Regions from separate parts of the Homo sapiens genome. Here regions 1 and 2 are each linked to region 3. Evidence: read pairs that join two places in POLR2A ChIA-PET (ENCODE). Cell type or tissue: OCI-LY7. All regions are shown on one strand. Links, peaks and the distances in the headings refer to the core of each region. The heading gives the core; the rest is flanking DNA.

Evidence for each region. ChIA-PET counts read pairs that join two places held together with the same protein. Peaks named below come from ENCODE experiments on the same cell type or tissue, not always from the same donor. Only the 100,000 strongest peaks of a DNase experiment are listed, where the experiment ranks them.
Region 1: POLR2A ChIA-PET joins it to region 3 with 6 read pairs; 2 of 35 experiments call an interaction of 5 or more read pairs at or near these places.
Region 2: POLR2A ChIA-PET joins it to region 3 with 7 read pairs; 1 of 35 experiments calls an interaction of 5 or more read pairs at or near these places.

The regions. Positions count from the first base shown.
Region 1 is chr12:40,045,080-40,055,282 of GRCh38, reverse strand. SLC2A13 (solute carrier family 2 member 13) reads left to right here. Exons shown (of 10, transcript NM_052885.4): 2 at 7,073-7,232. Among named protein-coding and RNA genes, the nearest start is that of SLC2A13, 56 kb to the left of the region's middle. In OCI-LY7, for the core only: no CTCF peak of the experiment used is centred there; a DNase peak (open chromatin) is centred at 5,782; H3K4me3 peaks cover 708 bases; H3K27ac peaks cover 1,089 bases.
Region 2 is chr12:40,204,415-40,214,617 of GRCh38, reverse strand. All of the region lies in intron 1 of LRRK2-DT (LRRK2 divergent transcript), which reads left to right. It overlaps LOC105369735 (a long non-coding RNA gene), which reads right to left and starts at 7,097. Exons shown (of 2, transcript XR_007063560.1): 1 at 6,995-7,097; 2 at 5,160-6,827. In OCI-LY7, for the core only: no CTCF peak of the experiment used is centred there; DNase peaks (open chromatin) are centred at 1,837 and 5,707; H3K4me3 peaks cover 815 bases; H3K27ac peaks cover 664 bases.
Region 3 is chr12:40,309,644-40,319,846 of GRCh38, reverse strand. It overlaps LRRK2 (leucine rich repeat kinase 2), which reads right to left. Exons shown (of 51, transcript NM_198578.4): 31 at 9,198-9,416; 32 at 5,674-5,875; 33 at 4,547-4,635. Among named protein-coding and RNA genes, the nearest start is that of MUC19, 79 kb to the left of the region's middle. In OCI-LY7, for the core only: CTCF peaks have their summits at 6,473 and 6,673 (motif pointing right); DNase peaks (open chromatin) are centred at 4,716, 5,726 and 6,716; H3K4me3 peaks cover 1,221 bases; H3K27ac peaks cover 2,717 bases.

The DNA.
Region 1 (10,203 bases), core at 957-8,956, 260 kb after region 3:
TAGTTATCTCCACAGAGAGAATCTTTCTTATAACCTGACTCTTCTGTTACAGGCATTTTATGTTGGTATTTTGTACACTTTGAAGTTTCCCAGCATCTTTTCTGAGTGTCTTAAGCCTTATTAGAAAAAAGTAGAAACTGAATTCTAAATTGTTAACAACCTGGTAACCATAGATACTTGACTGTTTGGAAAAAATGTAAACATATCAGCCCTGAGCAAGACAGCCAAACCAAAACAACCACAGCGAGGGATTCTGATTCCTTTGACAGACTCTGTTTCTTTTTATTAAAAGTATTTCTTTAGAGATGATAAAGCAATAATTTGCAAAATGAAATTAGAACATCATAATCCTTCTTGTTCAAGAAGCATTATTATTAAAAGGTAGCTTCATGTGCTACTAAGAAGCTAATTAGTTGTTGCCTGGCTTATCATGCTGAGAGACAGCTGTGATTCATGGGTATTTATCTATCACAACAGGATTTTCTAATGGTATTTGGTTATGAAATTATTTATACTTCTGACTCAGGCCTTTAAAAGGGCTTCCAGCCGTTTTTGAAAGCCAACTTCTGCACTCCAGAGCGTTTTGTGCTGTTGAGATGGTGAATCAGCTTGGCAGTGTGGTAGTGTGTGAATCCGGTCGCACTGCAGTGTCTGAGATGCAGTTTTCTGGTGAAACTTCTCAAGCCAAGTGCGATAATGAGTGTTCATTGATGTAGATCTTATAATTTTGTAGGAAATTTTCTAAGAAACTGAGCTTTTTCAAAATATTTAGAAATAACACCAACATGGATTTTTGTGGTTATGTTTACTCTAATAAGCTGTTAATAGGAATTTATACCATTATATTCCTTGTGTTAATTTCAATGTGTGAGTTTAGTATGGACTATTAATAACTTGTTTTTTCTTTATCAGGCTTTTATTTTATTTGGTTAGTGATTAGAATAGGAAAGAAATCAAAAGCTCTTCATAGAACTCTCCTGAACTTTAAATATTTAAATCATATTTAAATATTATTCATTACATTCATTTTTAAAGCACCTAACTCTTCATTTTGAAGATCTCAAATCATCATCTTTGAGTTATAGTACCAGAGCAAAAATGTGAGCCTTGATATATTTTCTTTCTTTAAAACAGGTTTTAGGTAAATAACAGGAGAAATTTTTGCTCATTTATTTGAATATTTCTGTGGCTTATATAAATCAAGGGCTGAATTACACAAATACATAATAGTGATTTGAAACAGACTCTAAAGTTAAGCAGTAGTTTTACTTAACCATCCCTTCTTAAGTAGAATAATGAGCTTTGTTGAGGGACAAAATTCCATTTGTTTTCCCAAAGTGGAAAGTAGATTTTGGGGTGACAAAGCCTTCATGTTCAAGGTTTTCCACAAGTGAGCTCCATGTTTAGAAATCCATAAATTATAGTTTGCATGGGTTGCTTTTATTAACAGCAAGGTGAGTTGTTAACAGGCCCTGTGCCTAACATGTGCGTATTGGGCAGATGTGAGTAGACTGAGCACGGATCCTCCTACTTTCCCAGTTTCATAAAGCGGTTTTAAGGTTTAAACTTGCCTAGTCCCAAATTATACAATTAATCATACTCAGTTGTCATTTTTCTTACTAATTGTTCCAAGCTCTTTAACATGATGTCTGGTGGCAGTAAGTCACTTAGCAGGCAATAGTGGCAGGGAAGAGAGAAGACTCTTTTGCCCCTAGAAGTTTATGTATGCTAGTCAAAGTAAGAAGGTCAAAAATAAAATGTTTCTAAGACATTTCCAAAGGATCACATAGGCATGACACCCAGCCCTTGAATGGCACATTACAAAGGTTAGAGGACCTAGATCTGTGAGACCCATTTTGACATTAACTTGCCATGTGGCTTTCTGAAAATCTCTTTATATCTGTCTCTGGGGCTGGGCATCATTACCTTTCATAGGGGGATAATAAATTATATCAGTTCCACCAGCCTGTTTATAGGATTTTTTTTTTTTTTTTTTTTTTTGAGATGGAGTCTTTGCTCTGTCGCCAGGCTATAGTGCAGTGGTACCATCTTGGCTCACTGCAACCTCCGCCTCCCGGGTTCAAGCAATTCCCCTGCCTCAGCCTCCAGAGTGGCTGGGATTACAGGCATGTGCCACCATGCCTGGCTAATTTTTTTGTATTTTAGTAGAGACAGGGTTTCACTATGTTGGCCAGGATGGTCTCAATCTCCTGACCTCATGATCCACCTGCCTCTGCCTCCCAAAGTGCTGGGATTATAGGCATGAACAAACTGCGCCCAGCCTGATAGGATGATTTTACATGATAAGACAAAATGATAACATAGAAAGCCTTTAAAAATAACATAGTATTGAAAGGTAAGGTAGATATTTGCTCGTCATGAACCTTCTCAGTTCCCCCTCCTAGTCCCTTAATTGTTGGACTGTTTCAGGATTCTATTCTAAGCATTCTTCTCGTATGCCATTGAGTGATCTTATCCATTTCCGTAGTTTCAGTTATGCGCATTGTCCCCATAGTACCATCCTTTGAGCTCCACCTAGTTGTGTAACTCCCAAGCCCTACCTGGCCGAATGTCAGTTTGATGTTGCATTTGAAGAAATATAGTCCAGCAACTAAAAGCAATAGTAAGGCAGAACTGCTCTTAACTTATTTCTCTTGAAGAATATAATAGCATGTAGCTTACAAATCAGCATTATTTCTTAAAATCGCTGTCATCTCCTCACTTCCCTGCTCAAGGGTTACTCCCTTTGTTACAGGCTCCCATTTTCCCCAGACTCACCCCGAGACTCTCACTCACAACTGTTTTTTGTCTTTTTTGGTCTTAACTTCTCCCAATATACCTCATGATTTGCCCATGTTTTCTTTTCTCCACCCTTTTTTTGCTTAGCATGATAAAAGCTCAAGAACTAGACTGACAAAGACCAAATTCTCCCTTGAGGATAAAGGAGGAGACAGGTTATTCTGGCGAAGACCTTATTGGGTAGGGGAAACAGGGAGGGGGTGGGACCACTCACATGTAAATAATCTGTATTCCCAGCACACCATCAAGCAGGCCACTTACTATCTACTTCTATATTTCACAAAGTGCCTCTGACTCAATTCCATCTATGACCTGACCTTATTATCTTGTACTCAAACTTCATTTTTTCCCTCCCTATCTTTGTACAAAGTGCCCATCATGCTCCTAGTTGCTTTTTCCTGACATCAAAACATCATCCTCAGCTTCCTTCTCTCTTTATCCTTCACATCCTATTCATATTCTCTTTAACCTAGATACCAAAGACATAATTCTCAAATCTCTTCATTTCAGTCCATCACCATTGCTGCCACTGTACGTGTTGCTTCCCTGCAATCAATTTTCCGTACTCCAACTAGAATGATCTAGTTGATCCTGATCATTGAACCTGATCATGCATCTTCCTCTTCTACCCTATTCAGAGGCTTCTGCGCACTAAGCCCTTAATTTGGCCTTTAAGATCCTTTACACTGTGGTTGATCCTTGCCCATTTCTCTAAAAGTAGTCCGCCACCCCTTCCTCAGCAGGATGCTTTTCGTCCTGCCTGAAGGCCCTTACCTAAGCTGATCTGATTGTCTGCAGTACCTCCCAACTCTCCCCTATCTCCAACCTACTCTCACTTACTTATTCACTACATCTCAGCTTAAATATGACTTCTATCCAAGGCCCCTCTGACTCTTCAGGCTGGGCCGGTCCCTTTGCTATAGTCTGATGTTCCTCACACTTCCCCTTTGGCAATACCCATCCCACTCGACTAGCAGACCCTAAGCTCCACGAGAACAGAGCTCATGTCTCTCTCCTACAGCACTATCTCCAAAGTGCTAAACACAGTGCCCAGCTCAGATCCAGTGTCTGATGAATACTCACTGATTAATGGATGCTGCTTCCATGACTTAGGCGCCCTCTGTCTCTCCCATCTTATCTGCACACATATTCCGCCTCACATTTTCTATTTATCTCTCAGAAAACCCCGTGTCATTTCATATAAAGATTTAAGCTCATGTTCTGTGCAGAATTGTCTGCCCAACCTTTCCAACTACCACCTGGTCATTGTCAGCTTGCCACAGTAGAATCCAGTGTATAGCTTTATTATGACCCTTACCATGTTATTTTGAAGTTATTTACTTGATTGTATGCTTTTGTGAGTAGGTCTTGTGTGTACTTTCCTTCATAGCAGGGACCCTATTTTATTTGTTTGTACTCATCCTTATAATCCTGTCACCTACTATAGAAAGAATTGGGATGCCTCATAACTAGAGATGATAATAAGAATAAAAATAATTGCTGATCTTATTGACTACCTTCTGTAAGCCAGGCACAATTTTAAGTGCTTTACTTAACTCATTGAATCCTCTCAACTCCTATGAAGTAGTTACTTTTATTCTTCCTATTTTATAGATGAGGAACTTTAGACCCAGAAAAGTCAAGTAAGTTGTCCAAACTTAACCAGCTGATAAGTGGCAAGGCTGGAATTGAAACCCACTGGTTCCAGAGCCTTCCCTTACTTATGATGATCCGTCAATATAGTTTGTGCCATCAAAATTGGGTTTTAGAATCTTGCTGTCTGCTTTAAATTCTGATTCTTCTACCTACTCATCATGTGACCTGAGGTATGAAAAATGGAGATAATTACATGCCCTTTAAAGGGATATCCTGAGGATTAAATAAGATTATTAGTCCCTATAAAATATCTGCTGAATGTAGGTAGTTGTTGCAGTGTTAAGTCAGCCAGAGCACTCATTGGACAGAAGGTCTTTCATGGTTCTTTCCAACTCCAAATCCAATGAGTCTGTCTTCAATCTTTACCCTTTGTCAGTACGTATTACTTTCAAAGCTCTGGTGTTTGTTTTAAATAATCGAACTTTATCAGGGTCTGAGGACATACCTGCATTTCTGTCAAGTAAAATCTATGTGTTTTTTATGAGCATGTGTTGCCTAAAACCACAGTCCTGATTTCCCATGCTCAAATCTGGGGCTACATGGCTAAATAAAGATCTCTGTCTAAAGAGAACAACCAAATTCCTGTTTATAGTCAGACCATAGCAGAAAAAGAAATCCAAGTTGTAAATTATTGTTTGAATTATGAAAGTTTGAGATGTTCTAATAGTAAAAGAACTAAAGAGAATATACAAATCCCGTGTCAACATTTGCAGCAGATGTTTGTTTCCTCTTTCCAAGTTAGATGAGGGCATTTCAGGGTGGTCTGTGTTATTAAATTGATTAGCAGTCAAATGGAAACTTCAGCTGCTTAGGTGATGATTTAATTGTGAAGACTGTTAATACTGTGTCTATTAGCACATGCTTATTATTCTATGAAACTCAAAGTCGTAAGATTATTGACAGGCACTACAGTAGCAAACAACATTGGTGGAAATTAGTATCTAGTTCTGAGACTTAATGGTTTGACTTGTGTGCAAATTTAATAACTACTTATCAGTAGTTATGCAATAATACAGTGAATTTTCCCAAATAAATATGTATTACTTAAATAAATCTTGCCTATCTGTTCATCTATGTATTTATTTGCCTTGTTCAAAGATGTAACAAAGCAAATAAAAATAGAGGAAAAATACACTTATAATAGGATAAATTACAACTGTTATGGCATTAGGAGAGAGTTTGGGTCACAAAATAATACCTTGAAGTCCAAAACATTGGATGGAGGTGGGCCTTTCTGACTGTGTACATAAAAAGGGAAATGAAAAAAAGCTGCAATTTATAATAGCCATCAACTAACAAAAATCACCTGTAGAAAACCACAACTATTGCAGTTACTGAGACCATAGAGAAATGTCACTTGCTGTATGGAATGTAATAAATAGCACCTTCAACAGCACTTGTACAGAAAACACAGCAACAGGTTTCTTAGTACTGATTCCTTCAACACAAGCTGTTTTTTTGCCATCATAAATTCGTTAAAAAGCAATTAGTTAAAAGCAATTCTATATAGATCTGTTTTATTCATTTTATTGATGTTCTGGCTTAATCTAAGGATTGATTTATAGTATCTAGAGATATAAACATTAAATTTTTTAGGCAATCTTTTTTTTTTTATGGAGGCTTTGGTAAGTATTGATTAGATACAGCAAATCAGTATCTGTCCAACCTTTGGGTAAGGCTGAATACTATAACAGGCTAAATAATACTAAATACTAAAATAGGCTAAATAATCAGACATACATGGAAATTGCAGGGGCCACAAGAGGGTGAGACTTTAAGAAATCATTTGGATTGGCTTAAAGTTCTGTACTATACAACTTTAGGTTTTTAAATACACAGTAAGTGTCAAGATCACTCTGGAGAATTTTAAAAGGACAATCTCATCCCCCACCTCTGTAGTTTTCTATTTAGTAGGTCTGAGGTGGGTGAGGTAAGAGCAATTTTATTTAAAGAAAAAAGTCACATGAGTAATTCTGGTTATCAGTGAAGTTAGAACTACTGCCATAGAGAATACTGCATTAATTTCAGATAGAAAAAAATTTAAAGCTAATATAATCAAATACACCTTAGCTGTAAAACTCTTTTATTCTGAAATGTATACCTAGCCAATTGAATAAGGTGATTTATTATATGAATTTCTTATTAGTAAACCAATTAAAAGTTTAGTAAATCTACTGGCATCTAACTATGTCTTTGAATAGTTAATATGTATCCTAAGATAATTTTTTATTCTCACTATTGTCTGATTACATTTCCATATAGACTAAAAATATTTCAGTAATCATTCTATCTAGAGAACTTTTTTTGCTATTTTTAGTCCTCAAGAAGTTATAAAGCATACTTATATGCACTCTGAAATTATCTTAGGTCTTTAGGGGTGCTTTCATTTGTAGGCTTTCAAGTGATAATAAGAAAAATGATATCTCACATACATTTTTACTTGTCTGCAGTAGCCCCAAATTAGTTATGAACAAAATCTTAAATATGTGGTAAACCTTTGCTTAAAGTAGAAAACCAAGCCCATATATGTAAGTGTATGCCTAAATCTAGCATTAGTATTTATTGCAACAGAAATCTTGAGTAAATGTCTCACATTTACTTTTCATTGTTTTTATAGGCATTGCTTCTATGACAGTGCCAGTGTACATTGCGGAGGTCTCACCACCCAATTTAAGAGGCCGATTAGTCACCATTAATACCCTCTTCATCACAGGAGGGCAGTTCTTTGCAAGTGTTGTTGATGGAGCCTTCAGTTATCTCCAGAAGGATGGATGGAGGTTTGTAAATACTTTTTACATTTAATTTTTCAAATCTTGATTTTGGGGAAGGGGAGAAAAATTGAGAAATCATAGTCAAAATATAGCTGTGTGTTTTGAATCATTATTGCTAATTTATAAGTAGGTGACATTCAGCAAAACTGAGAGTGGACAGGAAGCTGATATTTATTTTGATGATAGACAAGGAACCTACCATTAAGAATTGATATTTACAGGGCTTTTTTAGCATTTAGGTGACATTTCTCACACTGTGTGCAATCTTTTGCAATATTTGTTTAAAAATGAATGCAGTGATAAATATGTATGGAGTTCATGAATTCTACAATGATTGACAAGCTGTTTATGAACTACAGATATAACTAACATCCTTTTTGCATTCTGGAAGCTACATTTTGATCTGAAAGAAACGTAGTGTTTAAAGATAAAAATATACCTCTATAAAAAGATATACATGAGTTTAAAGTATACAAATTATTCCTTGATATTTGGCTTATTTTGAATCAATAAATGACAAAAGTGGTTTTAAAACTGCTTTAAAATAAATACAAACTATTATTAAAACAAAATCTTATGTTAAAGCTTAAAAGATATTATGGGCTCTGGATTTTGATATCTTTATAGTACTCATGTAACTGTTCCAGAGAAATTTTATTAAAAGGCATTAGAGGTTATACAATATTGCCTATCTTGTTTTCTTGCCTCTACTTATTAGAACAAATATTTATTCAGTATTTACTTCTCTGTAGATACTGGGGAATAGAATATTCAACAATATAAACTCAAACCCTTGTTTGCATGGCTTTTACAGTGTTGATGTTAATCCTCAACAGTAGAAGAAAAAAGGGTGTGGACTGGGTGTGGTGGCTCACGCCTGTAATACCAACACTTCAGGAGGCCAAGGTGGGCGGATCACTTGAGGTCAGGAGTTTGAGACCAGCCTGGCCAACATGGTGAAACCCTGTCTCTACTGAAAATACAAAAATTAGCCAGGTGTGGTGGCACACACCTGTAATTCCACCTACTTGGGAGGCTGAGGCAGGAGAATCGCTTGAACCCTGAAGGCGGAGGTTGCAGTGAGCTGAGAGTGTACCACTGCACTCCAGCCTGGACAACAGAGCGAGACTCCATCTCAAAAAAAAAAAAAGAAAGAAAGAAAAAGGTGCAATATGATGTGGACCCAGGGAATTAAACTGCTTGTAAGAAGCACGATAAACCTTGTGGCTTAGGATGAGCCATTAAAGACCTAAATGGGTGAAGTTTTAATTAAAAGTCATGTGAGAAAACTCTTTGAAGCTAATGAGGGCCTACATTTGTAAGGACCATTAAGGGGAGGACACAGTTTTTAAAAACGGTTGTTGTGTCTGCAGATGTTGCTAAACTGAAGCAGGAAGTTTCTTTCTTCTTTTTTTTTTTTCTACTCAGTAGATGAAGAGAAAGAGGAAAGACGATAACTGTTTTCAGTATAACCTGGTATTTTGAGTTTTTCTTGTAAATGCAATGGAAGTCAGTCTTTCAACTTACATGTCTTTAAGAAGTTCTAAATCATCAATTTATATTTTGTTAAAAATTTTTATTAATGTAAGTAATATAGATATATTCAAATGCATAGCATGTATAGTTGCATAAATCACATTTTTCACTTACGCATAACAATTAAGAAATCTTTTCTCAGTCCTGGTTAGGAAAGAGAAAGATCTCACAGTAGTGACAATACATTTATGAATGTGGTGTGCCCGTGTAAAAGCGGAGGTGTTGGGACAAGCCTGAAACCCCCTTGCAGAGGCAAGGAGACATCATAGACAGACCTGGATTCAAATCTGTTTTTTACCATTGATTAGATAAGAACCCCAAACAAATCATTTAGCCCCTCTGAGCTTCACTTTTCTATAAAGTAGAACCAGAAATACTTATAAGATTATTGTGGGATCCAAATTACTTATTATATGTAAAGTGTTTAGCGTAGCACTTGGCACATGGCAGATAATAAATGAAGAATCACATTGTTAGTTGCTGTTCTGATGAATTGAGTAAAAGATGGATGCTACTATCGATGTTGTAAGAGAGGCTGAAGGAAAATCAACATTCTGTGTTATCTGTTTTCTTTATTGGCAAGAATGATGCTTCAAGATGGTAGGGCAGAAGACTAGAGAAAAAAAGATTTAAAGTGTATTGCTGCTGTGGGAAGCATGAGAAGGAAAAGACTAGGGACAACACATGATTTCCAAGTAACCATGGAATCCCAGCTGAAGCTGGAGACATATATTTGCAGTAAAGCCAATTAGCATGCTCATGTTTATTTTTCTGGCAATACTGGATTGCCTAGGGATGAAAAAATAAAATAAGAGTATGGGAAAACTAACTCCCGTTGATATATAGACCAAAGTATTAACAACCAGATTGTTTTGAACCCAATTTATTCTTTGCATGAATACACATTTAATTATGTACACATGCAAACATGTTTCCTTTTTTTTAGGTGAATTTTCTCTGTTATTGTCTTCTGTTATCTAGTATCCTTATCAGTATATTTATCTCATCTGACTCCTGGGCTAATAGGAATGTGGTTATAAGCAAATAAAAATTGAAGTGCTACCTTAGCATTAACTTTAGACTCTGTAATTGTCAACAATTGATAACTTATTCATAATTATAACAATAGATAACTCATCACTTTTATAGCAATATGTTTCAAAAATCTTAAGGAAAAATCTGAAGGAAAATGTGGGTCTAAATATATCATGTAAAATTTCTTTTCCATACTCATATTTTTATATATCTTCACATTAGATGTCCCCAGTCTTCAAATAATTTGAATATTTTAAATTTGTTTTATTTCCCTTTTTGGCTTTTATTGCTTCTGAAACTCTACCTCAAGTTTCTAATATTAAATTTTATACTACAATACCCAGTGTCCCAGATTTACTGGTCTTGCATTATAGTGATGAACAGTTTCAGCGTCTGGTAGCAAATA
Region 2 (10,203 bases), core at 1,348-9,347, 110 kb after region 3:
CTAATGCTATGTCCTCACATGGCAGAAAGGGTATAAGAAACTAGTGCATTCCTTTCAATCTCATTTATAATGGCACTAATACCATTCTCTACCCTCATGAATCACTTCCCCAAATCCTCACTTATTAGTGGTGTATCACAGTGGGTATCAAGTTCCAACATATGAATTTAGGGGGCATCAACATTCAGACCATAGCAGATACCAACATTTAAGGAATGGAAAGAAAAGGACATTTGTAAGGACAAATAAGCTCCAGGAGCTAATGTGCCACCATGTCTCTTAGTGTTAGTGGCAGGGACATAGTGGTTTTCTTGCCAAGAGCTATTACAGAAGGGTGGTGTGGGCTGAAGCCAGCCCACAGGGTTCATGAATCAGTGAGTAGAAAGTCAGGGCCTATGCTATGATTTGAATGTATGTGTCTCCCCAAAATTCATACATTTGGACTCTAAGACCCAATGTGACAGTATTAACAGATGGGGCCTTTAAGAGGTAATTAAGCCATGAGGATTCCGTCCTCATGAATGGGAATAGTAGGCTTATAAAAGGGCTCAAGGGAACTAACAAGGCCCTTCTTGCCCTTCTACCATTTTAGAACACAGCAACAAGGTACATTGATCTTGTTGCTATGTACAAGGTACATAGATTTCTCCAAAACTATGAGAAATAAATTTCTTTTGTCAATAAATTACCCAGTCTAAGGAATTTTGATATAGCAGCAAAAATGGACTAAGACAGTCAGGTCCTGATGACATGTGCCAAAGGTAGTCAGAGCGCAGCTTGGTTTTATACATTTTAGGAAAACATGAAACATAATCAACATATGTAAAATGAACATTGATTTGGACCAGAAAGGCGGGACAACTTGAAGTAAAAGTGAAACAACTTTAAGCAGGCAGATGGCTTCCAGGTCACAGAGAGGTGAGAGATAAATGTAGGCCACATTACTCTGAAGTCCATACGTTGATAGGCAGGTATGAAAGTGGCTTATGTATGTAAACAGATTGCTGTTATTTTCTTCTGAAGTTTAAGTTGTTTAGCTTCAGTTTGCAGGGCTTTATGAAAGAACATCTTAGTTTTTAGTAATTTCAAATAAGGAAAAATGGAAAAAAGAAAAAAATTGAAAACATTATTTTGCACACTAATAGCTAAGAAAACTTAGAATTCTGTCCAAACTGTAGAAAATAATAAAAATTTAAAAATGTTAGGCAAGACTAGAATTTAACAACAGGTGTACTATAGTTTTGAAACATAATATTTCTCTCTCCAGTTTCCCATTTTTACTAAAGATGAATCATGGTAGAGCTGGTTTGCTTTGTTATACCTGGCCTAATTATTTGCATACAGTGCAGCAAAATAATTATTTATTACATATGCTTTTAAATTGGCTTTGAGGGAACTGCGTTCCTCAGGAGGAATCTCAGATAAGACTTTTTTAAAGTTGAGCCCACCCATGGATTTGTGCCATTAAATACCCATGAGATGGATGATTCTCTCCTTTTGAAGTTCCATGATAAACCAGGGCTCCTGGGCCTGATAGAAAGTGACATTCTTTACCTACCCCAGGTCAGGAACCCTGTGCAGCAGCTGTGTAGGAAAAGGTATGAGGCTAGTTTTTCCAAGGGGCTTTTATTGGCTCTATAAGTCAAGTTTGATTCCTTAAAGGAAATCACACCATTCCAGTTAAAGCCTTGGTAAAATAACCACTTTCTTCAATTGCGTCCTGTTATAAATGAAAACAGATTTTCACTGCACTTATACAAATAACTGTGTTATTGTAAGTTAAGAACACTCACAAATAGTTTCCAAATTCTGGAGAAATCAGGTAGAGAGAAACAAATATACTTCAAATTTTGTTTATAGGAGTATACTTTACTTGTTAAAAGCTGTAAAGAGCTTAAAAGAAAATTTTTCTTGACTCTGAAAAACAAAACAAAGGATCAGCAACTTTTTAACCAAAAAGTTAAAAAGATTACTTTAGTCTTCTATTAGTTCAGTTCATGCAGTTTACTCCCATTCTGCTTGATATTCATGAACAATTTCGGTTGTCCATGAGAGTCTTGAAAGTTTTTCCTCTATTCTAATGTCACAATCTCCCAAGTTAACAGAAATCTGCACTTAAGAACACCTGTTAGAGTTCTATAGCTGATTATAAAGTCACCTTTTAACGAGGACCAAAATAAGACAACAATTGTCCATAGATGACAAAAGGTTTTATGGCAGCCATAGCTAAAGACACAATTGACAAGCAAATTTGTTACCTCTGTGCCACACAACAATTTAACATAACAATAAAAATTATGACTGATAATGTACACCAAGTTATATCAGAATTATAGGAGTTTCCCATGATTTGGGGATGCATACCAATAACACATTTATACAAATACAGCCTAAAGAAATCAAACACAGGCCGTGCCCGGTGGCTCAAGCCTGTAATCCCAGCACTTTGGGAGGCTGAGGCAGGTGGATCATGAGGTCAGGAGATTGAGACCAACCTGGCCAACGTGGTGAAACCCGTCTCTACTAAAAATACAAAAATTAGCCAGGCGTGGTGGTGGGCGCCTGTAGTCCCAGCTACTCAGGAGGCTGAAGCAGGAGAATCACTTGAACCCAGGAGGCAGAGGCTGCAGTGAGCCGAGATCACACCACTGCACTCCAGCCTGGACAGCAGGCCAGGCTCTGTCTCAAAAACAACAACAACAAAAAACCATTCATATTTGACAGTGTTTCCTGTACAATTTTTATATCAAATAAGGCAAATTATGTCATTATTGGACTTTAGGGGACCTAATATCTTAAAGGATTAATTAGATCAGAAGACATAATTTATAGTTTGATTTTGGACAGTTTATGAAATATCAAAGGATTAAAATGCTTGATATCACAGGTCATTGTAAAATAAGTCATTCATTTGACAAAAGTGATAACTCAAAAATTTCAAAAAGAGAGACAAAGACTTTCATTCTTTGAGAGGAGACTGAATTTTCCAAATAATAAGCCCTAATAAAAACAGCATGAAGCCAATTAAATTTGTTTTTCAAAATTTTATAAACAATCTACAAAATTTTAATCTTGACCATGAGATATAACTTTCATAAACCTTTTATAAACTTTATTTAAGAGTCAGCTAATGCTTCAAGAAAACCTTGTTAATCTGACACGGGCCCATATGCTGGTCTTGCATCAGTGTGCCTTTGACATTAATGATTAATTTATAGAGAAACTGAACTCAGGATTGACTCTTACATTCTCACACACCCACCTTTTCCATGATAGTCCCTGGGCCTTGAGGAGTTGAATAGCTTTAATTTCTGGCTCTATGTTTCAGGAATGCAGTTTATTTTGATTGACATCTTGTACTGGGCCTGAAGATGGGGCTTTAATTGCTGTCAGTGTTTAAAATTTAGCAGGACTTGGTGTCCCTTTGTGGACCCAAGAGTCAAAGCCCTGTAACTCAATGTCATAAGTACTTTGAAAGTGCATACAAAGAGATACACAGATGTAATAATCTGAATTTTAATTTTTTTTTTAATTTTTATTTTTTTTCCCTAAGCAACTTGGAGCAGGGAGGGGGCTTCCAGGTCACAGGTGGGTGAGAGACAAAAATGGTTGCATTCTTTTGAGTTTCTGATTAGTCTTTCCAAAGGAGGCAATCAGTTATGCATTTATCTCAGTGAGCAAAGGGAATACTTTGAATAGCATGGGAGGCAGGTTTGCCCTAAGCAGTTCTTAGCTTGAATTTTCCCCTTACCTTAGTGATTTTGGGGGCACAAGATATTTTCCTTTCACATTATATAACATACAATATTATGTAATATACAAATTCTATCTAATATTATTAACATATATATTATATAAATATAATATATAATTTAATATACAATAAACAAATACAAAATAAATATGTTATACTATATACTTACATATAACATGTATTATATATGTATGCATGTATATATGTAAGTTTATTGTATGCAAACATCACACATACACATATGATTGATATATATGTGTGTATATATAAATACAAAAGAGAAAGAAAAAGAGGAAAAGTAAACTTTAAATAAAACAGTGTGTTTTAGATGTTAATTTCCAAATGCTTCTAGAAGCTGGTACCCATTTTAGCTTGTGCCTGAGGGAAGTGGTTGTGATCTTTGCCCATCTGCAGTATCTCCAATCCTGTATCTAACATTATTAACATCTTGGGCCATCTGGCCAAATCTTTACATAAGGAAATCGAGAAGTAGCAGGATTTTGTAGTTGTCTTCTCTGTTGAAAAATTATTTTGGATATTTGTTCTCTGTATATTTCCTTCCACTTCCTATTTGTAACTGATTATCCATGACGTTTATGTTTCTTGCCCGAGATTTATGGGGCTTGAGAACAAGATGCCTTCCTGGCATTTGTTATTCTAAGGCCTGTCCTATTTTGAAAGGTTAAGTGCCAATGAAAGGGGGAGGGTACATTCAGGGGAGAAATGAGAAGGAAGTGGAGGAGGTAAAATTTTTCTAAGATCAAAAAAGAGGTCAGAATTGATGAAGGTAGGGTGAACTGGAGAAGGCGTGGCAGTGACCAGGCTTCAGAGCAAATTCCTTGCAGGAATAACTAGGAAGACAGGGCTCTGGGCAGGGGCTTCCCAGAAGCAGCTCAGATTATTGAAACCCTGTGTAGCTTAGGAGCAGAGATTGACAGGGCTTCTTTCCTCATGCGTGGACTAGGAGCAGTACCAGAAAGACAGTGGAGCCCTTTCAGCCATTTCGTGGATCTCATATAAACCTCCCTGGTTCTGTGAGATCCCAGGGAAGGATCTGGCCCCTAAATGACTGAGATGAAATTTCTTGACATCCTAGTGAAATAGTAGTTTGGAATTAAAATTCAGTTTATTTAAAGAATATAAATTACCGGAATCATGTTTGCACAACTGAGTGTACTATATGACTGAGATCTGATCCTGCTACTAAGATTTTTCTTAATGTAAAAACATGCAAAAATTCTTTAGTGCTTCTGCAATGAACGCCATTCAACAAGTATTTATTGAAGGCTTTCTAAGTGCCAGGCATTCAGGATACAATGGTGAACAGAACAGATATGCCAGAGCTTGTAACCTAGAAGCAGGATAAGCTAGTAAACAGGGAATTAAATAAGTGCACTAAGAATAATGACAGGGTAAAATAAGTTTATTAGAGGAGACATAGGAGACCACTTAACTCAGACTTAGGAAGTCAGACAAGAGAATGTTCCTCCAGGAAAAGGCTTAGAGAGAAGACAGTGTTCACTAAGTACTGGAAGAAATAAGAGTTAAACATGAAGTTCAAGGTGGGGAGTGAAGAAATGGGTGCAGGGAAGTCACCAACGTCCAGGACACTGATGACCTTAAAAGCAATGTTAAGGGACTAGGGCTTTTACGTGATTGCTCAAACTTTCATATCTAGTATAAATTTTCTGCAGGCTTCTAAAGAGGTCTTCATTTTTCCATTGCATTTTACATATATATATTTGCTACAGCTATTGATTCAGCAGGAAAAGCATTGTGATTTGTAAATTTGCTGGTTTGTATCTCAGAACTGTGCTATTTAGTAAGCAGTGAGAAGGTTTTATGGGTCACAAACGTTTTTAACCAGAAAAGAGCAGTTTCTAGTTTCTGGCCACTACCTGAAAATGCCTCCTCATTGCACAGGATTCATTTAGCTCTGTTTTGCTTCCTTTGTTGCAATATCAGACATCCCCGTGATTGCAGCAGCTCCAGCCCACTTCTGTGTAAAATAAGGAAGGAGAAATTTCTTCTAGTTTCAATTTTGGTTTATATCATCAGCTCTTAATATTTCAGTTTTGAAAACAAGCTGGCATTCAAAAACTAACCATATTGAATGATTTACTAGGCTAGACAAAAGAATTAAAACCCACCCAGTGTTACACAGGCCCAGGCAACTTTGGGCTTAGCAATGCCAGATGGTTTGCTCAAGGATAGGATAAATTAAGCCCCCCTAAAGTCAAGATCTGATATAGTCATATTATTAACACTTTCAACTATGCCATTAGCATTTGGAAAATTAAGATAGCTTAAGCATTAACATCGTATTCACTGCTTCAGATGCAAAGAGTGTTGCCTTAACCAATAGCTAAAAATTTCCATTTCCAAGGGCTTGGAAAGATTCCAGTCAATGTCTACCTGTTCACAGAAGCTGGATGAACAAGACATTATGATTCAGCTGACTTTATATTCACAGTGTGCAACAGAATTATAGCTTAAAATTGAAAGAAGTTTATATATATTTGGGAACAAACAATGGATTAAAAAAGATATCTGAAACATTTTTTGTATTCCTGAGTGGCACAAAGCTAATTGAAAAAAATAAAGTCCATCTACATAGTAATCTTAAAGCTATGTATTGAATAAAATTAGTTTAGAAGGCAATATGCTTTAGGATTCATTTAGCTTGATAACTGATCTAATCCTTTGTTATATTTGCACTTTTCCCGTTTAGGTGAATTGAATTTGGGCTCCCTAATAGGGACTGCTGAAGAGTTTATAAATACTATATTTTCCTTGTTCTGTAATGTGCAAGAGTGCTGACCACTAGGTCCTCATGACAAAATTCATATACACAATGGTTTCTTACGCCAACTACCACATGGTACAATCTTCTGTGAGGGGACTAGGCAGCCAGTGTGAAGGGCATGCACAGCCAAAGATGTTTTGTGTGTTTCAATCCATAGTCCTCCAAGGCCAGTAAGTTCACAGTTTTGCTGGAGTTGCTGGTATAACTTGGCAAGTCTTTGATTTCAATTGTATCAGTCAGGTAGGAGCCATCACACCCTCTGGCCATCTGCCAGGAAAAGAGACAAGACTCAACATTTCATGATGCAGCATTGTTGTATGACACAGAAGCAAAACTTTAAATCGCAATTACTCATGCCTTCACTGTAACTCTCCCAAGGTAAGATCCATTTAAAGCCAAGAGATTGAGAAAAGTGCGTCATCATGGCCTCCTACCTTAATAAGCAAGGGAAAAGAGGTAACAATCTTTCATTCTGGCAGTCATAGGCCTTAAAGTCTCTAGGCAAAACAATTGGAAGCTAGAGGTGTATTGAAAAGTGAGAAAAGAGATTGCGAAGTTAGACTTACTAGAGATTAATGCTGTATGGAAATAAATAACAATATTAGAACATTATTTGTATCTGAGTTTTGTTGAAAAGATGCATTATTTGTGTAGCTGAATTAAAATGCAGAATTTCAGATATAAAGCAAACGCAACAAAAATCCTATTGGACACTAAGGATGTAACAAAAGAGATCATAAAATAATACACTAGTCACAATTCTATACCACAGTTGTCTAAAAGAAATCGATTTGGATTTACCTGGGAATATTTTCTTGAGATGGGGTCTCGCTATGTTGTCCAGGCTGGTCATTAACTCCTTGCAGTCTTTTCATCTCGGCCTACCAAAGTGATGAGGATTACAGGCATGAGCCACCGTGACTAGCCACCTGAAAAATTATGATTCCTTTGATGGCAATTATACAAAAGTGGGTCTAATGGTAACATTTTAAAAATACTTTTAAACTCTCAAAACTTATTTATCCCAGTCCTTTGATGAAATTAACAACAATAACAAAAAGTAATATGGGTAAAATATCTAGTACAATGTCTAAAAATATGCTTAAAATGTTTTTTGTTATTTATTATGCCTGGTATAATTCCAAGAAAAACTAATGTTTATACACCTGTGTCACTTGACTAAGCTATATAATTCTTTACCTCCATGTTAACTATAGATACTTTCAAAGACTGAATACATCATGAACATAGCACTTACTAGGTTTGTTTTTATTGGCATAACTTTTTATTGTAAAGCATATCCATAAAAAAGAACATACATAGTATCTATATTTAGTGAGAATAATCCTCTAGAAACATATAACAAAACAGTATTAGTAATTCCCACTCTTGTAATTAGGTAGCATTAATTAAAATACAAACTCATAAATTTGTGAATAAGAAGATATACCCTTAACATGGATAATAACTAATGGGAAAACCTTAGAGACATTCACTTGAACCAGCTTATTGATGAGATACACTTTTATCATGCACCTCCTTTATTCTAGGCATTGTGACAGGTGCTGAAGATTCAGAAAAGGAAAAAGCATGAGCTCTGCTCTCAAGGAACTCAGATACTCACATAATTTGTCATTAGCAACATGCTTCAGTGTCTAATGAGGCAAACAAAGATTGTTACCTAGCTTTCCTTTGGAAATTCTGGTAAGGGCATAAGATTAACAGAGAGCAGTAATTATTTGAAAGAGCTTCATTATTTGCAACGTATATTTTTATGACTCTAGAAAATCTAACAGAATGATTACGAAAATTTTAGAATTAGTAACAGACCTTAATAAAGTGGTAGAATAGAAGCTTTTGTTAAAATATTTGCAGAAAAACAACAATAGTGTGTAAATAAATAGGGTGAAGTGATTTATATAAATAGCAACAAAATAATAAACACCAAACAATGCCAAGCATGATGGCTCACACCTGTAATCCTAGCACTTTGAGAGGCCAAGGCAGATAGATCATTTGAGCCCAGGAGTTCAAGACCAGCCTGGGCAACATGGTGAAACCACGTCTCTAAAAAAATACAAAAATTAGCCAGGCATGGTGGCATGCACCTGTATCCCAGCTACTCAGGAGGCTGAAGTGGGAAGATCCCTTCAGCCCGGGAGGTTGAGGCTGTGGTGAGCCGTGATCGTGCCACTGCACTCCAGCCTGGGTGACAGAGTGAGACCCTGTCTCAAAAAAAAAAAAATACAAAGCAAAACAATACACAAATCTCTAGGAATTGCCCTAACAAGAAATATGTCAGAGTCTATTAAACACATATACATACACATCCACACATGCAGAAAACATCATAAAACTATTCAAATACATGGTGAGTTTTAAATAGATGGCTATTCCACATTTCTAAACCAAAAAATTTAATATGATAAAGACCCATAACATTTATCCCAAATTTACCATGATTCCAATGAAGGTGGCACTGGTTGTATTATCATTATTGGAATTAAACATGATGTTTTGAAAATTCATCTAGAGAAGCTAAGAAAATTTTGAAACAAAAATTATAGGAGATTTTCTTTATAAGATATTAAGGTATATTATATCACAAAAATAATAGAATAGGCAATTTTTGCAAATATTGTTAGGCAATGAAACAGAATTGATAGATCTAAAACAGTTTAGCGTACATGGGAACTTAGTAAACATCATGAATCAATAGGGAACAAATTGATTATTATGTAAATAGCTCTGAAGAAACTCACAAATTATTGGAAAAGGATATCAACTTTACTCACCATATTAAAATAAACATCATCTTTTTAAATTCCAGAGGGATATGAGACTTTGTAAAAAAAAAAATGTGGAAGTGCTTTCTGAGCACAAATGTCTTAAAAGCCCACCAGAAAGTTTATTACATTTAGTTGAATTTTTAAAAATTAAATTACAGGAGCCGTTCTGAACCTATCCTGGTTTGGAGGTGCCTGATTCGTGAAAGAAAAATTAATTAATTAATTAAAGTCAGTACATAAAAATATATTAAAATTTATTTGTCAAAGGACAGAGGGAATATATTTGAAAAACAGACTATGAGTAAAAAGTTATCTTTTCTTTTTTCCTTTTCTCCTTCTTTCTTTTCTTCAACAAACATGTATTAAGTTTTGGCCAAAGCTGTGTAGGAATTAAAGATTCAATGGCAAACATAGATTTAGTTCCCAGGACTGCTGCCGTCCACAGGGTACCTCTGAGGGAGCTAGAGAAAAAGGCACCCCTGTTGATTGCAGATTGTGGAATTAAGAAGGGCTGGATTTCAGGTTCCACTAGCTAGCCTCAGTTTTTACCCCTGGGCAATAAACTTACATGGCCCTATTTGGGTACATTCCAGTTCTGCTCACAACCTAATAGGCAAAAAATGTCAATTAAACAATTACTATATAAAGATGCAAAGCAATACAGAGTAGGGGGCTCTTAACCAGAACTGAAGAGAGCAGGGATGGGTAGTTGGCAGAAGTAGCAATTAAGAAGTGAAGATTGCGCAAGATTTGCACATGGAGACAGGGCAGCATGTGCACTAAGGTGAGATCTTCATTCCATAATGAGCTTTTGCAACCAATAAAAAAATTGGCATCAGAAAATAAAATGGGGC
Region 3 (10,203 bases), core at 1,257-9,256:
CTAGCAACCATGTGGCCTAGAAGCCCAGAGGGGCATTCACTCTCAAAAAAAAAAAAAAAATTGTTAAATTAAGGGAGTTAATTCGGATAGGAAATCATTGAACTTCACTGAAACAATGAACATCAGTATTTCCCTAGCTACAATGGAAAGATCAATCCAATACCTCACATCTGTTTTGCAGTCTCATCAATAATATATTCCCAGGAAAATTATCTTCCAGACAGTTATCAATACAGGTTTGAAATAGAAATATTACTTCACATTTATATACTAGGAGAGGACTTCCATGAATAGGAAGACAGACTGTGTAGCAGAGTTTCATGATTCTCAAAGTAACTACTGCATTTTGATGGATTCTACTTGCAGTGTCTGGGTCAGTAGGTCTGGGTTGAGGCCTGAGAATCGGCTTTTTTAAAGAGCAACCCCGATGTTTCTAACACAGAGATCACACTTTGAGCTTTGATCCTTGTCATGGCAGTTAAAAATCAGTCAGAACCCAGATTCAAATCCAGGCTCTACTACTAGCTCTGTAACCTTGGGAAAGGTATTTGATTTCTTTACTGCACAGCTTTCTTCTCTATAAAATGAGATAATAAAAGTGACTGTCTTAGATTGCCCTGAGAATGAAATAACACATGTAAAGTACGCAAAGTACATATGACAAATTTTAGCATATTTATCTATATATTCCAATTTATTTTGCTTTGTCAAATTCACTTTAAAAAGAGGTTTGTATTTAATTTTCTTTGGGAGATCTATAATGTTTAAGGAATACTTAAACAGAAGCAAACATTATTTATGCTATCATGTAGTTGAGTGAAATACCAGGTTATAAAGTCCTTAGGCCCAAGGACTTGTCTTACCCATTTCTGTATTTCTATTTTGTATGTACAGTATTTATTGAATCAATGAATGCATGGTTGATTGAACATATTGGTATTTAATGACAGTGTGCAATGGGCCTATAAATAATAAAAACTGTTGTTTAAGACTTCTCCCATGTTGTGTACTTTATAGCAATTCCAGATCGCTCTTACAGTTTAGGTGGTAAAGAGAATTGTTTGCTGTTTTAGTGTTTTTTAAGTGCTAAGACCTTTTTTGACAATTCATCTCCAACTGCACTTCATATTTTCTTTGTAGCACTCTGTACCACTCAACATATTATATGTTTATTTATTACTTCTCTTCTCTCATTTGAATATCAGCCCTATGAATGTATAAACTCATAGGCCCTGGAGTCAAACTACTTGGTTTGAAATTCTAACTCTACCTCTTCCTGAATGTGTACCGTTGGATAAATTATTCAACCTCTCTGTCAATCAATTTCTTCATCTGTATCATAGGGGCTAATAAAGTACCATTTGGAAAGGTTGCTGTGAGAATTACATGAGCTAATCTTTGAAAAGCACATATTAACCTCATGTATGTTAGCCATTATTATCTAGTTATTCTAATCTATTTTACTAAGATACACTTATTTTTTAAAGAGTTTGTGCTTGATTTTCCTAGTGGATCTATAGCGTGCTACCACTATTTATAGTGGAAGTTTCCAAAGATGGACACATCATTTCCATCCCTATACATAGGTGCTATTCATATAGAGTCTCTTTTCCTTCCCCTTTAATCTGAGCTAGGTTTGTGGTTGCTCTGGTTACTAGAATGTAGCAGAATTAATATTTTTGCCAGTCCTTGGCCTAGCCTTTAAGAGGACAGAAAAAATCTGCTTCATTTCTCTTGGTAACCAGCCACCATGAAAGATGTCTAATTATTCTGTGATCACCGTGCCACGAGGAAGCCCAACTTAGCCATATGATAGGCCACATGGAGAAGCACCAATACTCCAAAAACATGCATGTACCTTTCTTGCACTTTCCAGCTCAGTTTAATGAATGAAGCCAAGTGAATAACCCTTGCCAATACCATGTGGAGCAGAACCACGCAGCTGAGCCCAGTCAAGCCACAGAAGAACGAGAAATGATAAATTGTTCACATTTTAAGCCTCCAAGTTTCGAGGGGGTTTGTTACATAAGAATAAAATCTGCAACATTATCTTGACTTTATCACCTTTAAAAGAGCTCCTAACATTCCTTCAACCTCATAACCTGAATAGCTAACTGATGCCTTATTCAAGGAAAGAGAATTTTCCAAATTCCTTTGTATTTCTCCCATGTATTTTTATCAAGGTTAAATTGCCATGTAAGCTTTTTAATGTTCCACCTGATTAATTGAATAGGTCTCTTTCATATCTCTTTTATCATACAGTTAAATGAGTCTTGTAAACTTCTCCCTGCCTTAATGGTACCTTTTTTTAATAAGTTTAGTGACCTAACAGCTCGGGGCGCATAGAGTGGGTGGGCTCATTAGAGCTTCTGCACCATGAAATTATTCCGGCCCTTGCCTTGATTCATGAAGGTGAATACTCCTATTTATTTTTGCTAATAGCTGTCAGACAAGTTGCTCTTGGTTTCACTTGATTATTTAGAGATTTCATTTCCTTTAAACCTTAGTGATAAAATGACATTATATTTCAATTTATTGGCATAAATAAAAATGATGGCACTTCTTTTTTAGGTTAATCGGAAATTTAAATTATCATTTTATTGACATTTTAAATCTGTCTTTAAAAGTAACTTTGAGTGGCTCAAATTAACTTAATTTTTACTTAAATTATCATATTTATAACTATGCTAATGAGAAGAACTTTCATGGAGTTTCAACTTAATTACTCCACAGAATCTTCAGGAATTTTATTGCAGTCATAGTGAAAATCTGCATTTTTTTAAAAGGGGAGTTCTGATGCAAACCTCTTCCTTATTCTACTGTATAAGATATACCCATCCTAATGTTCACATGTGTGCAACTTCAAGTGTTCCATAGTGACATGGAAACACACCACTTTAGAGAGCAACTTTAGCTTTTCCTTGACTATGTGGAGTTGAGTTACCTCCTGATAACTATTGTGCGCCAGCTAGGACAACAAAATTGCTGGATATATTTAAAACTTCCTTTGCTGTACAGGATGCAGCTACCTACACATCTTTTTTATTTGTCCCCATACATGACACACTTTCCAAAACTACGTAAGTACCTCTTTATAGTTCTGAATTTTTTAAAATTTCCTGATTAACATTCTTTAAATTGCCAAATAGATCCAATATAAAATTAGCTAACATTTACCCCTCACTTACACTGAACCAGGGAGGCAATATAGAAGATAATTGTTATTTTCCTTATTTAAAAAGTAAGTAAACAAAGGCTTAATGCATTAAGAAATTTCACAGAGCTAATAAGTAATTAAAGAGACTGAAACGTAGGTCAAGCTGATGCTCAAGTAAGTGCTCTGGGTCACACTACTGTCTCCATTATCATTTAATAATTGAGTAAAATCACATTATCCATGACATATGTGCAGAAGGCTGAAAATCTAATTTAAAAATACCTACCAAAATAGTAATAACTGACACACTGCAAATAATTGCTGATTGCAATGTTTCAATATGCTCTTGAGTTCCATGGTACAGGATTTAGCCTCAACTGAGTTCTCTCTTCACAATAGCTTCCTTTTTTTCCTTAGATGGAATTTAGGAACAATTATTCAAGGCTGCCTGAGTGAATTTAATTACCTTTATGGTTTAATTGGAAGAGATATTTCTAACATAAAAATATATAATAATTTTAGGAACTCGGGCAGCCACATGCAAAACTATAAATTTTACTCATCAACAAATCAGTAGCTTAATGTTTCTCAACTAGGGTAATTTTTCACATTCTCCAAGCAATATTTAGCAATGTCTGGATACATTTTTGCTTGTCACAGCTAGAGGATACTACTTACGTCTCGAATATAAAGGCCAAAAATGCTGCTAACATCCTACAATGTGCAACAAAGAATTATCTGGCCCAAAATGTCATCATGCTGGGGTTGAAAAGCCCTGAGGTAGTATGTTTTGCTCAAATGGTCTTTTATGTCAAAGCTACAGAGATGGATTATTATAACTAATTAAACTCATTGGTAATGGATTATCATTTGGAGAAAAAAATCATTTTCCATGTGAAATATAAGAAAAAAATAGCTATAACCAAGGCCATCCAAAGTTTTCAAAATCGTAAGCATTTAAAGCTCAGATCATTTCACTTAAGTCAAAACTCACCTCCATGTTATCTAGATAGAGGTTTCACAGGCTCAGCAACCTAATTTTCTTATATGTGTTTACCCCAAGGATTTCCACAAAGCCATCATTCAATTGACTAATTCAGTAACCAAACCAATGACATCATCAGGATCTAGTAAAGCAGCATGGGGCAGAGTGATACAAACATCTGTATGTGGCTTGAAAACCAAGTCATGGAAGTGAACTCAAGACATCTTTCCTTCTTCCATGAAGCTCTTCAAGTAGTCTTCTATGTGAAATGTTCCACAGTTTTCCAAATTCACAAAAGTTTCTGCCTTAACTAAACCCAAATTCTAAAATGCTCAATGCTCTGGGCGCCATCTGTTCTATGCTTTGACCATAACCCCCGTGCCACAAAAATAAAAGACACCAACCTGTGCCATGATTTTACAAAGCCACTTGGGTTCCACAAAGTACAAGTCACTTAACTGCAGTGCTGGGTCTTGAAAATGAAGAAGGACTCCTGTAGTAAAAAGTCATCAAACAGTGAAACATGGAATCTAGAACAAATATCAAGGGGCTTTAGAAAAAATCTAGTCCAACTTCCTCATTTTGCAGGTGAAGAAATTTCAGCATAGCTAGTGACAGAGCTGGGACTAGAAGCTGTGCATCCTATGGTCTAAAGTTCCAATATTATAATGGAGTATTTTTAAACTACATAAAATGATCATATTTAAGCATATTTGAGACACTGACATGCATTACAGAGCATATTTCACACATAAGTAGAAATTCATAATTTTCTGTTTCGCTTGCTGAATACACACTACAAAGACATGTTTTATTTTCAAATACAGATAAGAAACACAGCATATCTCAGCATACCTTAAGAACGATGGGGAAAAGGAACAGATCATAAACCACGGGAAGCTATTTTTTATACAACAGAATCTAGGGATCAAAAGCAGCTTCCCAGTCACTTACTCTAGTACTATCAAACAACTCACACATTTCTAGCAAGGTAATATGATCAAGTACACAATTAGCACTGAAGTTGCTTTGAGAATTTTCATCTTTGAGATCAATATTTGATGCAAGAGAGCTAGATCTTCCACTCAGAAGCTGCATCATCTCAGGGAGCCATTGACTCTCCAAGCGTCCCAGTTAGACCATGCCAACAATAATTCCCCTTTGCAATATAAAAATAACTTTCACATGCACTAAACTCATTTGACATTATGAATGTCATTTGACTATTCAGGGTTCCACAGCTCCTGAATAGTAAAGACAAGTTCTAGAACCCAAATATTTTAACTCCCACTCAGGGACTCTTTCCACTGCTTTACTCCTAGGTGATTTCTAAATTTGTTTTCTTATGACATGATACATGATTTGTCATGAACACACATGATGATCTTCCAAAAAGAAAAAAATCAGTGGCCTATTAAAGAACCGTATGGATATTCTCTCAACTTTGAATGTAAATTCTATAAAAGATTCAGAAACACTTTTATAAGTTACTACAGCTGAGCTTTGAAAATAAGGAACGAAAAACACAAACCTGATTCATTTAGAAAGTGAACTGCGTGAGGAAGCTCATTTTCATCTAACTGCAGCTGATTTTCTCTCACTAGTTGTAATAATCGTTTCCGGTCAATTACGGGAAATTCAATTGGCACATTTTTACGCTCCGATAAAATGATTTTTTCAAGTTCTACATAGCAGTCTGGAATCAGCTGTCCAACAACAAGCTGATCTCGGATCTATGAAATTACAAATGACAAGCCGTAAAAATCTATTTTATTTGTGTATTTGTCAAATGGTTGGCAAATTCAGTGCTAACAGTTTTTACAGAAACAGATATATTATTCAGAAGTACATTTTTAAATAAAATCAAAATATAATAAAAAGCTATTTAGGTTGTAAGGAACAAGTACAATGAAATTAAAATAGGAAAATTGTTGATTCAGAGGCAAATTTGGAAATATCAAATAAAATAGTATGGAAATATTTATCTCGCTATCCAGAAATTCCATGGAAAAAAAAACAAGATAAATCACTAACCATAAAAAAGATTTTTTATATCCTAAGACATTAAACTTAATGTGAAACAGACACGCTAGTATAAGATATCAGTACAAATTACAAGAGCTTTTGGATATTATTATATTTTAAATATTCAAGGTAAAATATTAAATTTTGTGCTTGGTTATTTGTAAAATGTTATATTGGGAGGACATATATATCAACAGTGAAACGCAGAGACATAAAATCCCACTCAAGCTATGTTTTTCATGGAACCTTGAACTTGGGAAAATGAGAAATCATCTAAACATCAGTGATTCTGATAGGAGAGGATGATCATTGTTCTGTTGCTCTTAGAATCTAATCACTATCAACAAAATGAGAAATATATAAAATAAGATTTTTTTAAAGAATGGCCCTAAGAGGATAGTTTCTACAATAAAAGTATCTTCCAAACGTTTTTTAAAATATAATTTTAAATAGAAATGCAACTCTTAATAATATCCAGAGTGCCGTTAAGAACCACCAGATGGCAAACTCTCCCTATTTCTGGACCTATGGAAATTACATATTCTTTTTATCTGAAAATACGAATCAGAATTTCTGCTTAAATTCTTACACTTACTACAAATAGAAATTCAGCACACACAGAAAAAAATTAACTTGGTCTTTTTCTACTTGTGACTAAAAACTTAAAGAGACAACCATAACCATTACTTCCATATTTACCTGCAAATGGTTACTCAAGAGACTGTTTTCATGTATCTCTTAACCCAGAGAATTAGAGATAATTTCACTAACCTCCACTTTTCATGTTCCCTCTCTTAGTCGTTCATAAATTAAGATGAAATTGAACTTCAGATTGAGGTTTATGTTTTAATCCAAGGCAGGAAACCTCCATATAAAAATAAACAAGAGTTCTCAAAGAAAGCAAATCAAGTAGAAACGGGATGAGTTTTACGGGACTACGTCTCAAGGCCCACAGAGATGCCTGCTCTGCTAATGGGCTGGACAAGATTAAAAGGAGTATTGTCAGCATTGAACTCTGTTTTGTCCTGCTTCTCCTTTCAGCATGATTATCAGTTAACTGACAGGCTGAGCCAAAAAACAAAACTTAAAAGTGTCTGCACAGACACCTGTTAATAAGGTTGAGACAGAAAAAGATTAGAGAAGAGCTAAGATCAAAGGCAAATATGAAAAATAAATGAGAGGACAAAAAATGATCTCTAATAGATTAAAAGCTGCTCTTTGAATTCAGGTTGAAGCACCTCAGGGAAGAAAGAATTTTCAAGTTCTGGCAGGCTCACAGGCCCTGGGTCATCTGAAAGAGTCATTCTTCTACAAAGCAATCAAATGAGTTTTCAAACCATTATGCCAGAATGCTGCATCCATTAGCAATATATACTTTTCTTTCAATAATACTGGTATTTCTCAAAGCATTTGTTTTATTTCCTTGTAAAAAGTTGTCTTCAAAGGTGATTTATAAGTGCCAAAAGAAAAACTAGTCTGACTTATTGGTAATGATATCTATTAGACAAAAGCAGTATTAATACAGCTTAATGAACCATCTTATCTGTGACTTTGCATCAACTAAATTCAGGCCTTTTCAAAACAAACTCATCCTCCAACAAGTCTTTTTAAAGATATGATACATTCTCTGACAACAATGACAAAAAGGGAAACTCAAAATATTCTCAGTAACAACAAAGTTATTGAAGTATGGGTATAGTCTCAGAAAAAAAAAACACCTGGATTAAGAGATTAATTGGATGAATAAATTTTGTGTATTTGTTTTTCTTTAAGTCATATTAGTTTCTAATTACATGTCCAACAAGAGAATAGGAAAGTCTACAAATAAATAATATGTCATTTTTACATGACATTACCATCTATCATCAATAAAACCTTTTAATAACTGTAATAAATGTGTGTTGAAGGATACAAACATACAAATTCTCTCCCTGGGCACCGCAAAAGCCATCACTTTTACAAATGGCTCATTAGGTTTTGGAGTGAAGCACACATAATCTATATAAATGGAACAGAACTAAGCTAACTGGCCAGCATGGAGTTATAACCAAGGTGACTATATAATTTATCATCCAAATTGGAATGCTTTTGAGAATATAGTGGGACACTATTACATAATTATGCTGGGACTGCCCAGGCCAAATAGGACTCTATTTATCAGCCAGTATCTTGATCATTAGTGCTATTGAGCTAAGCCAAGACAGACTAAGTGAAATTCATCATTATGTTTGTCATATGGAACTATCAAGGGTATTTTTCAGTACAGTTTACACCACACTCCCTGTAGTACCCAGTGAAGATTTCTTTTTTCTGCCAAGTATTTAAAAAAAAAAGTGTTCTCTCTGATAACTGATTTATTTACATTTTATAAAAATTTGGCTTACGAGAAGATAACTTTAAACATTTAAAACATAATTCCTAAAATAAAAAGCCCATTTTGTATGAACTAAGTAATTAGTGAGACACTGCTGAAAACCAAGTTAGTGGTCTTCATGACTAAATAAAACAGCTGCCTCACAATACGGAGGGAAAAAAATTGGAATGGGAATCACAGTGACAAAATTCATGAATGAGTGGCACAAAAGATCAAGATGTCCATAAAACAGGAATTCCAAAAGAAAAGAGGAAATGGAAAAATAACAGTTAAAGAATAATAGAAGAAAGATGATCCCAAGACCTCAGTATTCACCTTTACCCTTGTGATTGAATCACCACTATAAGAAGTTGAATCAGAAAAGGCATCAAAAACATTTTCTCAGATTCTCTCTCAGAAACATTTTCTCAGTATCCCAGAAACGGTCTCTTAGTTTCTCTCAGGTTCCTCTAATTATTTTTTGTTCCCATTTCTATGAATTAGAAATGAAGTCTGGCATAAATAATTTTAAAATGGAAAGGACTTTAATAATGCTAACAGCAACAAGGAAAGAAAACCCACAATTTTAAGTGAGTTGCTCACTTCTCAAAATTTCTGACATTTCTAGGCAGTTGAGAATCAATAAATTACATTTCTCTACCAGCCTACCATGTTACCTTGAAATTAAGGCTCTCGTTTATGATGGTTTTCCGAAGTTTTGCCAAAGCATCAGATTCCTCGGTGGCATTCACAAAGTGGTAATCTCGTATGGCAGGGAACCCTCGCTTATTCAGGAGTTCCTTGGTGATTTTACTCATGCAGGCTTTGCGTTGCTTCTCATCAGAAACATCCAAATGTGTGCCAACGAGAATCACAGGGGAAGAAGAAGCGCGAGCCTGGAGGGAAAGACACAAAACCCTCTTGTGTTTGCTTTCAAACTGGGCCTGCTCACATTCCTGTTGATATTTGCTTTCCGTGACATTCACTTGAATGGAAAAGAGAAACTAGCAGACTTCAGAAGAAGAAAAGAACAACTGTCCTTTTTTCCTTAAACCTAAGAAAAAAATGTAACCTTACGACATTTTAAAAAGTCATTTTTGGCCTTTCTTAACCCAATTCTTCACCCTTTTAGGTGGCATATATAACGGTAGTGGTATAGTTTTCCTTTCCCATCTTCATGCCTTAAGATGAGTTATTCACTCCTAAATAAAATAAGCATTTCATAAACCCACAAATTATATCAAATTAACGTCATATAGTTTATATTTTCTCTTCCTTATCTGTGAATTTAATCTTCTAAATTCGTTTTAAAGTCAACCAATTTGGAGTCTACAATGAAAGAATAAAAGCCACTCAAGCAAATATGACTGCCACTGTACTATTTGCTCACGTTGGCTAGCTGTAAAAAAGTTAATAAAAGAAACATTAAAAAATACCCAAATTACAAAACAAGCATGTATGCAGCCAATTACATGGTTAAATGTCCTGACACAAGCTTTTTAAGGACTTTATGCACAGAAGAGTTCATTGCAGCATCATGCAAGCAGCAGTTTAGTCTCCATTCTAAAAAGCCATAGTGTTTGAAGGAATAGCTGACAACAAGACAACAAAGGAAAAGATAGAAAAGCAACAAAAGGGAGATTCCAGATGTAACAGCATAATAATCTGGGACCACTTAAAGGA